Regions from separate parts of the Homo sapiens genome. Here regions 1 and 2 are each linked to region 3. A link is a contact called in ENCODE Hi-C or POLR2A ChIA-PET data. All regions are on one chromosome and are shown on one strand. The core of a region is the stretch at or near the end of the contact, and the rest is flanking DNA. Distances in the headings are between cores, read along the strand shown. Region 1 has its middle 28 kb from the start of SLAMF7. Region 2 has its middle 52 kb from the start of VANGL2. Region 3 overlaps SLAMF1 (signaling lymphocytic activation molecule family member 1).

Region 1 (4,144 bases), core at 51-2,550, 160 kb before region 3:
AGGAGAGTCTTTCGGAGAGTTTCTGTTAGACTGCTCCAAAGCAGTGTTTCAGCCTACAGCTTATACATAAGGTGACAGTCATTCTGCCTGTGCTCAAAAGTTATGTAAGAGCAAAATTTCACCAAAGTTTGGGTGCAAGGGTACATCTAGTTATAGATTACAGAGGCATAATGATTAATCCTGTCAACCATTATCTTATGTACAGCAAAAAGACAAAGGCCAGGATCATTGAATTTATCTTTTCTAAAAATGCAGTGATTTAGGTAAGAGATGTGGTAACCTGGGCTCCATCCTTCTTATCATCTTCAGGGCATCCTTCCGAAGGGCTGTCCTCAGTCACTGAGTCAGGGGCTTTGTGAAATTCTGCTGGCAGCTGAATGAGCAAACATGGCCTCTTATGTTTGCTACTTTGTCTTACAGAGTAAGTGAATGTAAAACAAAAACAAAAACAGAATGAATGAATGAAAGTCTCTGTGAGAGAAGCAACCTATCCATTGCTGTTTGCCTTTCCCACAGTTCTGGGTTTGGCTAGGGAGAGTTCACATCCCTGCTGATGTTTATTTTAAATTTCGAAGCAATAAGGAAATTGAAAAATGGACACAAAATTCAGGGGTATCTATTTCCTTTCTATTCATACAGCCTTATATTTTGCCTTCTAAGCTATTCTTTTCCTTGTATTCTTTTTAGACTCTCATTCAGATTATGTTACCTCAATATTCTTCCCTTAGAAGACTTTAAGAAGCAGATTCCATTCAACAGTTTTACTCTACAGAAATACTGTGTGTAAGGCCGGGTGCGGTGGCTCATGCCTGTAATCCCAGCACTTTGGGAGGCTGAGGCAGGTGGATCCCCTGAGGTCAGAAGTTTGAGACCAGCTGGCCAACATGGTGAAATCCCATTTCTACTAAAAATACAAAATTTAGCTGGGTGTAGTGGTGCACACCTGTAATCCCAGCTCCTCAGCTACTCAGGAGGCTAAGGGAGGAGAATTGCTTGAACCTAGGAGATGAAGGTTGCAGTGAGCCAAGATTGCACCACTGCACTCCTGCCTGGGCAACAGAGTGAGACTCCATCTCAAAAAAAAAAAAAAAAGAAGAAGAAGAAGAAGAGGAAATACTGTGTGTTTTCCTCAGTGTTCATGAAGCTTAATGTGCAGGTATTTTCATAAGGTTCTATATTTTATTGAAAAACAGACAACAAAACAAGAAACAGACTAGTAAAATTGCTGAATATGTGCATGGTTTGCCAGCTGGGCCAAGAGGAGGCAGCAGTGAGCTAACCCAGGGCTTGCTGTGTGGCTTGGAGGATCCTGTCACCATCAGCCTGCATTGTGACCTTGCTTTCATTTTCTCTCTCTGAGATGAGGGAGTTAGACTACATGATCCTTAGAGTCTCTTCCAGCTCCAAAATTCTCTGTGTAAGTTTTAAATAGATGTTTGGGACTGATTTAGGTCTGGGAAGAGAAAAGTGAAGGAAACAGACAAAAATTCCCTCCGTTTATGAAGCTTACATTCCCATGGGGCCTTCCAGACCCTACGGTTGTCATAGTGGCGAGGAGGCTGCCTGGATTGGAGGGTATGAGGCTGGGTAGGAAGTCAGACCAGGGCTTGACCAGTAGGCATCAGACAGATCCAGGGACCAGGCAAAGCAGGAAATGAATGAAATTCACTGGGTCCAAGTGAGATGGGAGCAGGGAACAGGCTCTCCACAGAGCCAAGCAATCAGAGGGATTGTGCTAGGTCCCTAACTGACCAGGAGGAGACAGGCAGAGTTGTACCCACAGGACAGTTGGGCCTGCAGAACCTCCAGAACCAGAAAGTCCGTTTAGCAGCCTGACTCAGCAAGGCTTGCTTCTGCTCCTGGGGAGATGCACAGGTCCCAGCATGCAAGTGACTGGGAGGGAACATGGAGAACACAGCAAAGAGGAGGAGCTAGAAAGAGCACCGGAGGAGTGAGGGGAGGAACAGCTCAGAGCCTTATAGCTGACAAGCCTTCTGTAAGGGTGGCGTGAATGAGTGAATGACACAGAGGGGAGTGTTTGCTACTTTGCTTGATCTGTGAGCACTGGTCAGCTGCCTCTTATTATATGCCTCAACTTTATAATGATATGATTAACTGCTATTCTCAGGTCTTCAGTTACTCTTTATACTTAAAGTTCTAGAGGCTCAGTTCTGAATGGAATCTATATAATTAGCCAGTAGTCTCTTTATGATGAGGTAACTTCTGTCGAAGGACTGTGATGTTATACTCTGCTGAACACTTTACGTGTATGATTATCTTTACCTTTAATCTCACTACAATCCTATGAGGTAGAAAGTATCTTTCACATTTTATAGAAGAGAAAACTGAGGTTCCAAGAAACTAAGCATTTTGCTCATGGTCATAGGACTAAGAGAAGATACATGACGTCCAGAGTTGCTTTTCTCTTTCTCTCTCTCTTTCTCTATCTCTTTCTCTCTCTCTCTCTCTCTCTCTCTCTCTCTCTCCCCCCTCCCCTCTCTGTATCTCTTCCTCTCTCCTCTCCAAGTTTTCAGTGTGGTGAAAGTAATGCAGATTAGTGACTAACCACTGTGGGTAGCATGGGTTTTTTCTTCTTTTTCCCCTTTTTAATTACACATCCTTTCCTTTCGTTTTCCTGGTGCTCTAAGCCAGCTCACCCCTGGTTTTTTATTCTGCCTTGTTTGGGATGGAGGTGGTATGCATGGAAGAGCAAAAGCAAAAACTTTAGGTAGCCTCAGCCCTAAAGTAGAGCCAGGATCCACACCAATGTCTCCTCTTAACTGCCTCAACCACTTGCCTTGCTGTCTGCCCATCTTTGAAGTGGAGATCTTAGTGGTTAGCCTCTGGGCCTCACCTTCATCTCTCCCTGTCCTCATCTTGTTTGCTTTCTTCCCAGACTAACTCAGCTCCAGGATTGTCCCTTCTGGAAGCTATCCCATGCGGCTGTCCCTGCCTTATACAGGATCTACCTTGGCAGAGGGAAAACAACTCTTGGTCCTTGTCATGGTAAATTTTATGTGTCAACTTGACTGGGCTAAGGGATGCTCAGATACCAGATAAAATATTGTTGCTGGGTGTTTTCAGAGGTCATCAGCATTGGAATCAGTAGATGAAGTAAAGAAGATTGCCCTCACCAATGAGGGCAGGCATCACACATCTATCGAGGACCTGAATAGAACAAAAACGCAGAGAGGAGGGATAAGGAAGGACTTGTTAAAGATTACAAAATTATAGCTAGATAGGAGGAATAAGAGGAATAAGTTATAGTGTTCTATACCACTCTAGGATGACTACAGTTAACAATAATGTACAGTTTTAGATAACTAGAAGGAGGACATTGAATGTTCCCAACACAAAGAAATGATAAATGTTTGAGATGACAAGTATGTTAATTACCCTTATGTTATCACTACAAATTATATGGCTCTAAACATCACTATGTACTCCAAGAATATGTACAATTATCATTTGTCAATTAAAAATATATACATACCATGGAATACTATGCAGCTATAAAAAAGAATGGGATCATGTTTTCTGCGGGAACATGGATGGTGCTGGAGGCCATTATCCTTAGCAAACTAACACAGGAACAGAAAACCAAATACTGCATGTTCTCACTTATAAGTGGAAGCTAAGTGATAACTCATGGACACAAAGAAGGGAACAACAGACACTGGGGCCTACTTGAGGGTGGAGGGTGGGAAGAGGGAGAGGAGCAGAAAAAATAATGATTGAATAGTAGGCTTAGTATCCGGGAGATGAAATAATCTACCTGACAAATCCCCATGACACGAGTTTACCTACATAACACATCTGCGTATATACCCCTGAACCTAAAATAAAAATTAAAAAATAAAATAAAAACAGAAAGGTGAAGGATGGAAGGAAATTAGTTTCTTTGCTTGAGTTGAGACATCCATCTTCTCCTCCCCTCAGACATTGACAATCCTGGTTCTTGGACTTTTGGACTCAGACTGAGGCTTATACCACTGGCCTCCTAATTCTAAGGTCTTCAGGCTTAAACGGAATTATACGACTGGCTATCCTGGTTCTCTGGCTTGTAGACAGCAGATCATGGGACCTCCTTGACTTCCATAACTGTATGAGGCAATGCCTATAATAAATCTTTATACATGCATAT
Region 2 (3,984 bases), core at 223-2,722, 150 kb after region 3:
CAAGTATTGTTTTGATCATCAGCAATCAGGGATGTGGCAGAGGAATTTCAAAGGGGAAGAATTTGTGCTAGAACTCAGAGTCAGGCAAAACTGATAGTACGAATCAGGGCGTATAGTAGTTGAAAGCATACTGAAGTTGACTATTGGGAAATTGAGGGCTAGGCCAGCTCCACACAGTTGCGCAAGTTTGAGACTCATTCTTCCCTCTGGACCTCAGTTTCTTCATATTGGGATGTTAGCTAAATGACTCCAAAAACCCTTCCAAGTCTAACCACCTGTGATTCTACAAGTGTGACTGAATTCAGGCTAGTCTTATACTGCCTCCGTCTACCTCACTCTTCTTCATCTGACTAGTTACCAGCAGGGAAATCCCTCCAACCCCAAAATAACCATTATTTTCATAATTCAACTATTAAAATGAATAAATTTTAAGTTTGAAAATCTCTCTTCAAACTGTATATATTGTATAATGTCATTGAAAAGGCAAAACTATAATGACGGAGAAGTCATCAGTGGTTGCCAGAGTTGCAGGTGGGGAGAGAGGATGACTACAAATTGGTAGCACAAGGGAATTTTTGAGGGTGATGAAACTGTTCTGCATCTTGATTGTGAGGGTGGTCACAGGACTATATGCATTTGCAAAAATCCATGAAACTATATACCACAAAGAATAAGTTTTACTGTATGTAAATTTAAAACTAACTAAATAATTTTTTAAAATAGGGCAACAGCTTTGGTAGTGATTTACATCCATGTTTAAGTGTGCATCATTTTAATATATTCTAGATAATTTTCCAGGTATTAAATTTAACTTCTTATTTGAATATCTAGCCTCTTAAAAGTGTATAAATTATTAGCATACACTTTAAACCTATATAATGTATGTTTTAAAATAAATACATTGTTTTCAAAATATGGCAGTTATAGTCTTAAGAGACTTTCTAAAAACAGATTTATTGAGGCATAATTCCCATACCATGAAATCATTGGTGTGAAGTATTCAGTTCAACGATATTTAGTAAATGTATCCAGTTGGACAACCATCACCACAGTCTAATATTAGAACATTTCACCATCCCAAAAAGATCCCTCATGCCCATTTTCAGTTTAGGAGACTCATAAAAGTAGAAGAGCAGTCAATCTGCTAGTAAATTTGCTAACACAGAATCACGACATTTTTAGTGTCGGAAAGCTCTTAAGGCCACCTTAAACTCCCATCACCTGTTTAAATGCCTCTGTAACACGTCTGATGGGTAGTTACCCAGCCTAGCTAGACAACGTCCGGTGATATCAGCGACTGTCTTGTTTAACACTCATTTCATCCTCGGCCAGATCTATTTATTACACAGTTATTCCTCACTTTGAAGCACTGAGGCTTTATATGAGTAATCCCCCATACACTCTGAGAACTACATTAGTATCCAAGAAAGGTGGCAGGAAATGTTTAAAAGGAATTATTTTTGAGCATTTGAGGTTCAAACAGAAAGCTGATATAAGTAAAAGAAGCCTGCCAGCTTTAAAGCAGAAGCAAAGGCCAAGGGAATTGAGTACAGCATTCAAAGATGGGCTGGCACTGGTGGATGGCTATGGAGCATGTTCTGGGTAAAGGACAAAGAGCAACAGAGTAAAAAGTTAGGAGACATCAATGGGAAAGTCCAAGGGACCGCATAAAACCGTTCAAGGCAGCACTTTGATATCAACCGTGTCAAGAGGCCCTATCGGTAAAGTAGACCAAAATCACTAAAACTAAGATTATTTACATTTTGGTATATAATATCTTATTCTGGCCCGGCATGGTGGCTTACGCCTGTAATCCCAGCACTTTGGGAGGCCGAGGTGGGTGGATAACTTGAGGTCAGGAGTTCGAGACCAGCCTGGCCAACATGGTGAAACCCCATTTCTACTAAAAACACAAAAATTAGCCAGGCATGGTGGCGCATGCCTGTAGTCCCAGCTACTCGGGAGGCTGAGGCATGAGAATCGCTTGAACCTGGGAGGCAGAGGTTGCAGTCAGCCAAGATCACACCACTGCACTCCACCCTGGGCGATAGAGTGAGATGCTGTCTCAAAAAAACATATCTTATTCAGCAAATTTACTCACTTTTTACTAAGTTGATAATAACTTGCATGATTGATCCTTGTGTATTACATTGGGTGAGTGAAAAGACAGAAGGAGAAGTCATAATCCTGTAAACCACCAAGAAATGCAAGGACAGGCCGGACGCGGTGGCTAATGCCTGTCATCCCAGCACTTTGGGAGGCCGAGGCGGGTGGATCACCTGAGGTCAGGAGTTTGAGACCAGCCTGGCCAACATGGTGAAAACCCGTCTCTACTAAAAATACAAAAATTAGCCGGGTGTGGTGGTATGCCCCCGTAATCCCAGCTACTCAGGAGGCCAAAGCAGGAGAATCGCTTGAACCCGGGAGGCGGAGGTTGCAGTGAGCTGAGATCGGGCCACTGCACTCCAGCCTAGGCGACAGAGCGAGACTCTGTCTCAAAAAAAAAAAGAAAGAAAGAAAGAAAGAAATGCAAGGATAGCAAATATGCTAGGTGCCTGGAAAATTACAATCTGGAAACAAAATTACCAAGGCTGGATTTATGATCCCAGTCCTCAAGCATTTCACAGTCCAGAACTTCTTTAGAGACAACATGGTATCATGGGAGGAATACTGGAGTAGATGCAAGAAGGCATGTTCCCTGATAGTGTACTTGTGTGTGATCCTGGCCAAGTCTTCTAACTTCTCTGAACCTGAGCTTTTTAATTTGTACAATGAGGATTAGGAAAGGTAAACGAGACAGCTGGTAATATCTGTTCTAAAATTCTGATTGTGTGCCCCTGGACAAACACAACTATTCCTTGTCATTTTTGCCTCCTTAGTAGGTAGGTTGTAAGAGTCAAGTGAGATGTGTGTGAAAGGTCTTTGAAACCTTAAGAAGCTATGCAAATAAGATGTGGCAGAGTGGATGCCTAGTGAATGCCTATACAGTTGTTTCCATTTAAAAGATACTTTATTATTTACAGGTATAATATCTGATGTGATCTTCCCAACAAGTTTATAAAGTGAGGTAGCTATTGATATCCTCATTTGCTAGTGGAGGAAACAGGTTCAAAGAAGACGTATTGTTTTAAGCTTCAAAGTGACCCCAGGGGCAGACTGGGTGGCTCTTCGCCCTTTCTCATAAACTTCTCATCAACTCTCATCAACTAAGAGTCCTCTTTTCCATTTCCTCCTTAGATACATCAGCGCTGTTCTACCCAAAGCAGGAAGAAATCAAATATTTACTTAGTACTCACTCTAAATAGTCTCTGTAAGAGAAACTGGAGCTATGGAAAGGAAAACCAAAAAGATATTTAGATACATATAGTCACACAGAAAGATGGTGACAGAGTCTCATTTGAATTTTAGAAGTGAAAGAGATAGTGTAGCTCATGTAGCCCAACAAATAAGAAAACTGAGAACAGGATCACACAAAAAATAGCTAAAGAAAGGATGGAGAACCTCTTGCTTCCAGCTTAGTATGCAACTTCTGCAGGTACTACTCCTTTAGTTCACTGCCCAAATTATTTGCTTAGTGACTTGAATTTTCTCCTTCTTCTCCCCAGGTATCAAAGCCTGAGAGTCAACTATTCATAACAGTTACCAAACACGCAGCTCTGATTTGCATGACTTGGGACGAGGCCACCGATGGGGACACAGCATCCAAGGGGACTTACAAGGCATGAATGGGTAGTCTGACTAGAGTTAAATCAAGGAAGTTAAGAGATAATACTGATTACACTGTAGTGTTTTCATGATACTACATCTGTAAAATAACCACATAGAAAAAATAAACGGAGGAGAGAACAAGTACATAAAGTTAATCATCAATTGTTCTCAAAAGTGAACAGGGGACAGTGATTACCCCACTGGAAAAAGCCACGGAAAACTGATACATAACAAAGATAGCAATGCGTATCAGTAGGAAAACAATGGATTTTTAAA
Region 3 (3,767 bases), core at 603-3,102:
TTGGAAACTTGATATTACTGTTACTGCTGCACTGTCTGCCATGAAAATGAATTCTCCAGGGTCCCTTCTTCATCCTTTCATCTCTAGCTTATAATTCAAAGTCTGGGATTGAGTGGCCAATCCTAGGTCACATGTCCATGTCCTATCTCCAAGGGGGGCTGGGAATTGAATATCTGGCATTTTCCACTTTCACTTCTTATGAATTAAGGAATTCTACAAATAATAGAAGTGGGATTCAGGTGGTAGGCAGACAAAAAAGCCTCACAATTATCCACTACGCCACCCTTGTATAACCTTACCCTCATTCACTGTCTACTCTCAAAACTGTGGAGCTACTAATGAAGATTTGTAAACCCGGGCTTATGAGCACCCATTCCTTTACTACAACTCAGATTGCTCTAGAAGCTCAGTTCCCAGCACTTGGATTTTTCCAGTAGCTGAATTCTACCTGAAGGAAGGGCAGAAACAAAGGGTGAAGAAGAGGCTATCACTTCCAAGTATCCTGCACCCCTGGGCTCAAGACCTCACTGGGGAGGGAGTCTTTTGGGCCACCCACCAAACAGCACTGGCATTATGCCTCTCACCCTAGACCATGGTTACACGTGGTAAAACAACCCCTTCTGGTGATACATTCACAACTCTCTAGTTTCCCCCAAATGGCACTATGGGGAGCGGGAGCTTGCCTTTTCCTCAGACTTAAAACAATAAGTTTTCCCCGTGTTTCCCCTCTAATGCTGTTTTCTTTTGACCAAGCATGTCTGAATTCTAGAGAAGTCAGGAGGAACACACCCATTCTCGGTTTGAAGGGACTGATGTTCTGAAGTACAACTGGGCACAGTCCCAGGCTCTTCAGGACGCTTCCTCCATTCACACAGCGGGGATGTGATTGTTACAGCGGGTGGTGTGTGCTGGCTGAGAAGCCACTGTGAATTGATTCTTCTTCTGAAGTTTATGTTTCTACTTTTTGGAAATGAATAAATTACAGCCAGTCCATCAAGGAAATTGCAATTTTGTCTTGTGTTTCCTAAAGGATTTATAACACAGTAATATGGCATGATGTGTTTCCTGGCCTTATGTCTCCATGCCATAGTTATGAAATGCTGAAGGAGGCAGATTTGATCAGATAGGATGTGAGGTTGTCCCTTTCCTGGAGGTGGACAAGGGTTAGCTTGGCATCCCCTTCACCAAAGGTCAGGAACCACCCTCCACATGGAGAACTGTGTTGAAAGGATTGTTTAATTTTTGTCACTGCCAGAGTAATTCCCTTCCCTGAACTCTGCCAAATTCCCCTTGTGGACAAAATCTAGAGCAGGGTTTCTCAACTGCCACACTATTGACATTTGGGGCTGGATAATTTTTTTGTCATGGGGCTGTCCTGTGCACTGTAGGGTGTTTAACAGCATCCCTGGCCTCGGCCCACTGGGTGTATGGCACATGCCCTGTCCTTGATTGTGACAATCAAGTGTCTCCAAACACTACCAAATGTCCCCTGCTTGGCAAAATCTCCCCCAGTTGAGAACCACTGATCTAGAGATATGCTGGCCCCCTGGTGAGCTCTGAGAAAACTAAATACGCTTCTATATACCAAGAAGTAGATCTGTCAAAGGTGGCCACCTGGTCACTTAAGCATGGCCCAAACCTGCCAGTGACACCCAAGTTTACCTAAATATTAGAATTACCCGGGAAACTTTTTAAAAAATAATGATGACCAAATCTAACCTGAAACCAAAATGAGATCTGGGTTGAGATTTATAGAACTACTTATACCACAGAAAGGATTTCGTGATGAGTTTCACACACCAGCCACAAGAGGGTGATATAGCAACACAATCCACCCAACCTTAGCATCCCCACCACTTCCTTGTATCTAAAGGATGTGGACTTAGTCACAGACTGGATGAAACTGTGTCTGGTTTCTCAGCTCTTACAGGCTGAAAGGAGATAAGGAGGCTAATGTGGATTGATGAAAGGCTCTAAAAGGTTAAGTGTACTAAGTTTATTTCACAGAAGACTTCTAGTTCTACTCAATGCTTCACTCATTCAACAAAGTTATTAAGTTCCTACTAAGTGTTTGGCTTGTCATCCAGCAGGAGATACAAAGAACACAGGCAATTGAAGTATTATAACAGGTAGATCACTATGTGATCTACTGAGAACCATTGGAAAATAAAAGAAGATGCTATTAATAATTACCCTGGGGCAGGGGATGGCAGCTAGGAGGCAGGACTAACTTGCAACTCTCACTCAGATGTGTGGAGACTCACATCATGAACTTTTGTTCCAAGAACCGCTGCAGGAACATACCAGGAAAACTGAAAGAATTCACCAGCCCTTTGAAAGAAGTGGCTTGCCACTGCAAACTCTGTGAAATAGCTGAAAAACTGTGAGTGCCTAAAGTGTGAGAGGGGGAAAGTCTACCTCTGAACACACATCTTCACTGGGGAAACCTGAAAATCCAAATAACAGGAGAAGAATTTAACTTTACCTAGAGCTGAAATGAATTTAGAGAGCCAAGCAAAATACAAAAGTAGAAGAAGCAGTGGGAAGAGCCCTACAGGCACTCCTGGTCCCCCAGGAAGTCCAGGGAAGTCATTTCTGACTTTATCTCACAGGGTTCCTTGGGGAGGGCTGCCAGTGGGATTGGGGAAGGGCCACAGGGAGAAGGAAACTTCCAGCTGAACTTTGTAATAATTTTGACTGAGTACGAATTGTCCTGGTCAGGATCTGTGGAGATGAATAGAAAGTGCAGATATGAGCACAGAAGCCACAGCAGGCAGGGAGGGGTGAGGCCTGAAAGCCCTGCTTGCCTTCTCAGCAGAGAGGCTAGTATCCCAGGGCAACATCCCAGCCCTGCATACCAGAGGCTTGGATATAAATTTGGCTCTTTGGGGAGCATGGCAGGAGTGAGACTGGCCTTGCTGGCTGTGTGGGAGTGGGGAGAGGCCTGTCACCACTGGCTTTCCCCCACTTCCCTGGCTACCTGTACAAAGCAGCAGAGGCAGCCATAATCCCCCTGGGAACATAACTCCATTGGCCTGAGAACCACACCCCCATACCGCACAGTTGCCACAGCAAGCCCTGTCCAAGGATAGTCTGAGCTCAGACATGCTCAACTCTGCCCCCACCTGATGGTCTTTTTCTGCCAGCCCTGGTAGCTGAAGACAAAAGACATAATCTTGTGGGAGCCCTATGGCCCTCCCATCACCTGAGAAACCCAAATACTTATCCAGGTGACCTTAGGGCAAGCTTGTATTCCCCCGTACTGCTGCAGCTGATGCTCTCTTGAAATCGCCACCTTCTGGCTGGAGGCCAATCAAGTCAAGCCATTATAGCAACTCATAACAAAATAGCCCTGCTCCAAGGAAGGAGAAAACAACAGCTAATTCCACCACTTGTAACGTCCTGGCTAACCAGAGGTCCTGAGTCTGTCCATGTGACAACTTCACTGTTAGCATAACCAGCATTTGAGAAAACCTGTGCACTAAACAAAACTACAACCAAGGACTCTCACAGAATCCACTTCACTGCCCTGCTACCTTCACTGGAGTAGGTGCTCGTATCCGTGGTTGAGAGACCTGAAAATAGATCACAACACAGGACTCTTTGCAGACACTCCCCAGTACCAGCCTGGAGCCTGGTAGGTCCACTAGGTGGCTAGACCCAGAAAAGCAATAACAATCACTGCAGTTCAGCTCTTGGGAAGCCCCATCTGTAGGGGAAAGGGGAGAGCACCACATCAAAGGATCACCCTGTGGGACAAAAGAATC

What was found. Hi-C counts contacts between places; a loop is a spot of excess contacts on that map. ChIA-PET counts read pairs that join two places held with the same protein, here RNA polymerase II (POLR2A). Pooled maps may share reads with other maps.
Region 1: a loop to region 3 is called in a map with no recorded cell type, with 4 times the contacts of the local background. The contact joins two enhancer-like sites. A Hi-C loop is called at or near these places in 4 of 168 maps with a recorded cell type or tissue (CD4-positive, alpha-beta T cell, CD4-positive, alpha-beta memory T cell and naive thymus-derived CD4-positive, alpha-beta T cell), 2 of 37 single-sample maps with no recorded cell type and 9 of 50 pooled maps. POLR2A ChIA-PET finds 5 or more read pairs at or near these places in 3 of 52 experiments (T-cell, activated B cell and activated CD4-positive, alpha-beta T cell).
Region 2: a loop to region 3 is called in a pooled map, with 5 times the contacts of the local background. The contact joins two enhancer-like sites. A Hi-C loop is called at or near these places in 4 of 37 single-sample maps with no recorded cell type and 9 of 50 pooled maps. POLR2A ChIA-PET finds 5 or more read pairs at or near these places in 8 of 52 experiments (H1, OCI-LY7, activated CD4-positive, alpha-beta T cell and 3 more).

The regions. Positions count from the first base shown.
Region 1 is chr1:160,765,632-160,769,775 of GRCh38, reverse strand. No RefSeq gene overlaps it. Among named protein-coding and RNA genes, the nearest start is that of SLAMF7, 28 kb to the right of the region's middle. RefSeq lists enhancers at 1,304-1,753, 1,784-1,833. Within about 2 kb of position 1,300, at least 7 of the 41 ENCODE cell types and tissues checked have a DNase peak (open chromatin) inside an H3K27ac peak, as active enhancers do.
Region 2 is chr1:160,450,983-160,454,966 of GRCh38, reverse strand. No RefSeq gene overlaps it. Among named protein-coding and RNA genes, the nearest start is that of VANGL2, 52 kb to the right of the region's middle. RefSeq lists an enhancer at 1,525-1,574. Within about 2 kb of position 1,472, at least 2 of the 41 ENCODE cell types and tissues checked have a DNase peak (open chromatin) inside an H3K27ac peak, as active enhancers do.
Region 3 is chr1:160,605,341-160,609,107 of GRCh38, reverse strand. It overlaps SLAMF1 (signaling lymphocytic activation molecule family member 1), which reads left to right. Exons shown (of 7, transcript NM_003037.5): 7 at 1-1,002. Among named protein-coding and RNA genes, the nearest start is that of CD84, 28 kb to the right of the region's middle. Within about 2 kb of position 1,852, at least 5 of the 41 ENCODE cell types and tissues checked have a DNase peak (open chromatin) inside an H3K27ac peak, as active enhancers do.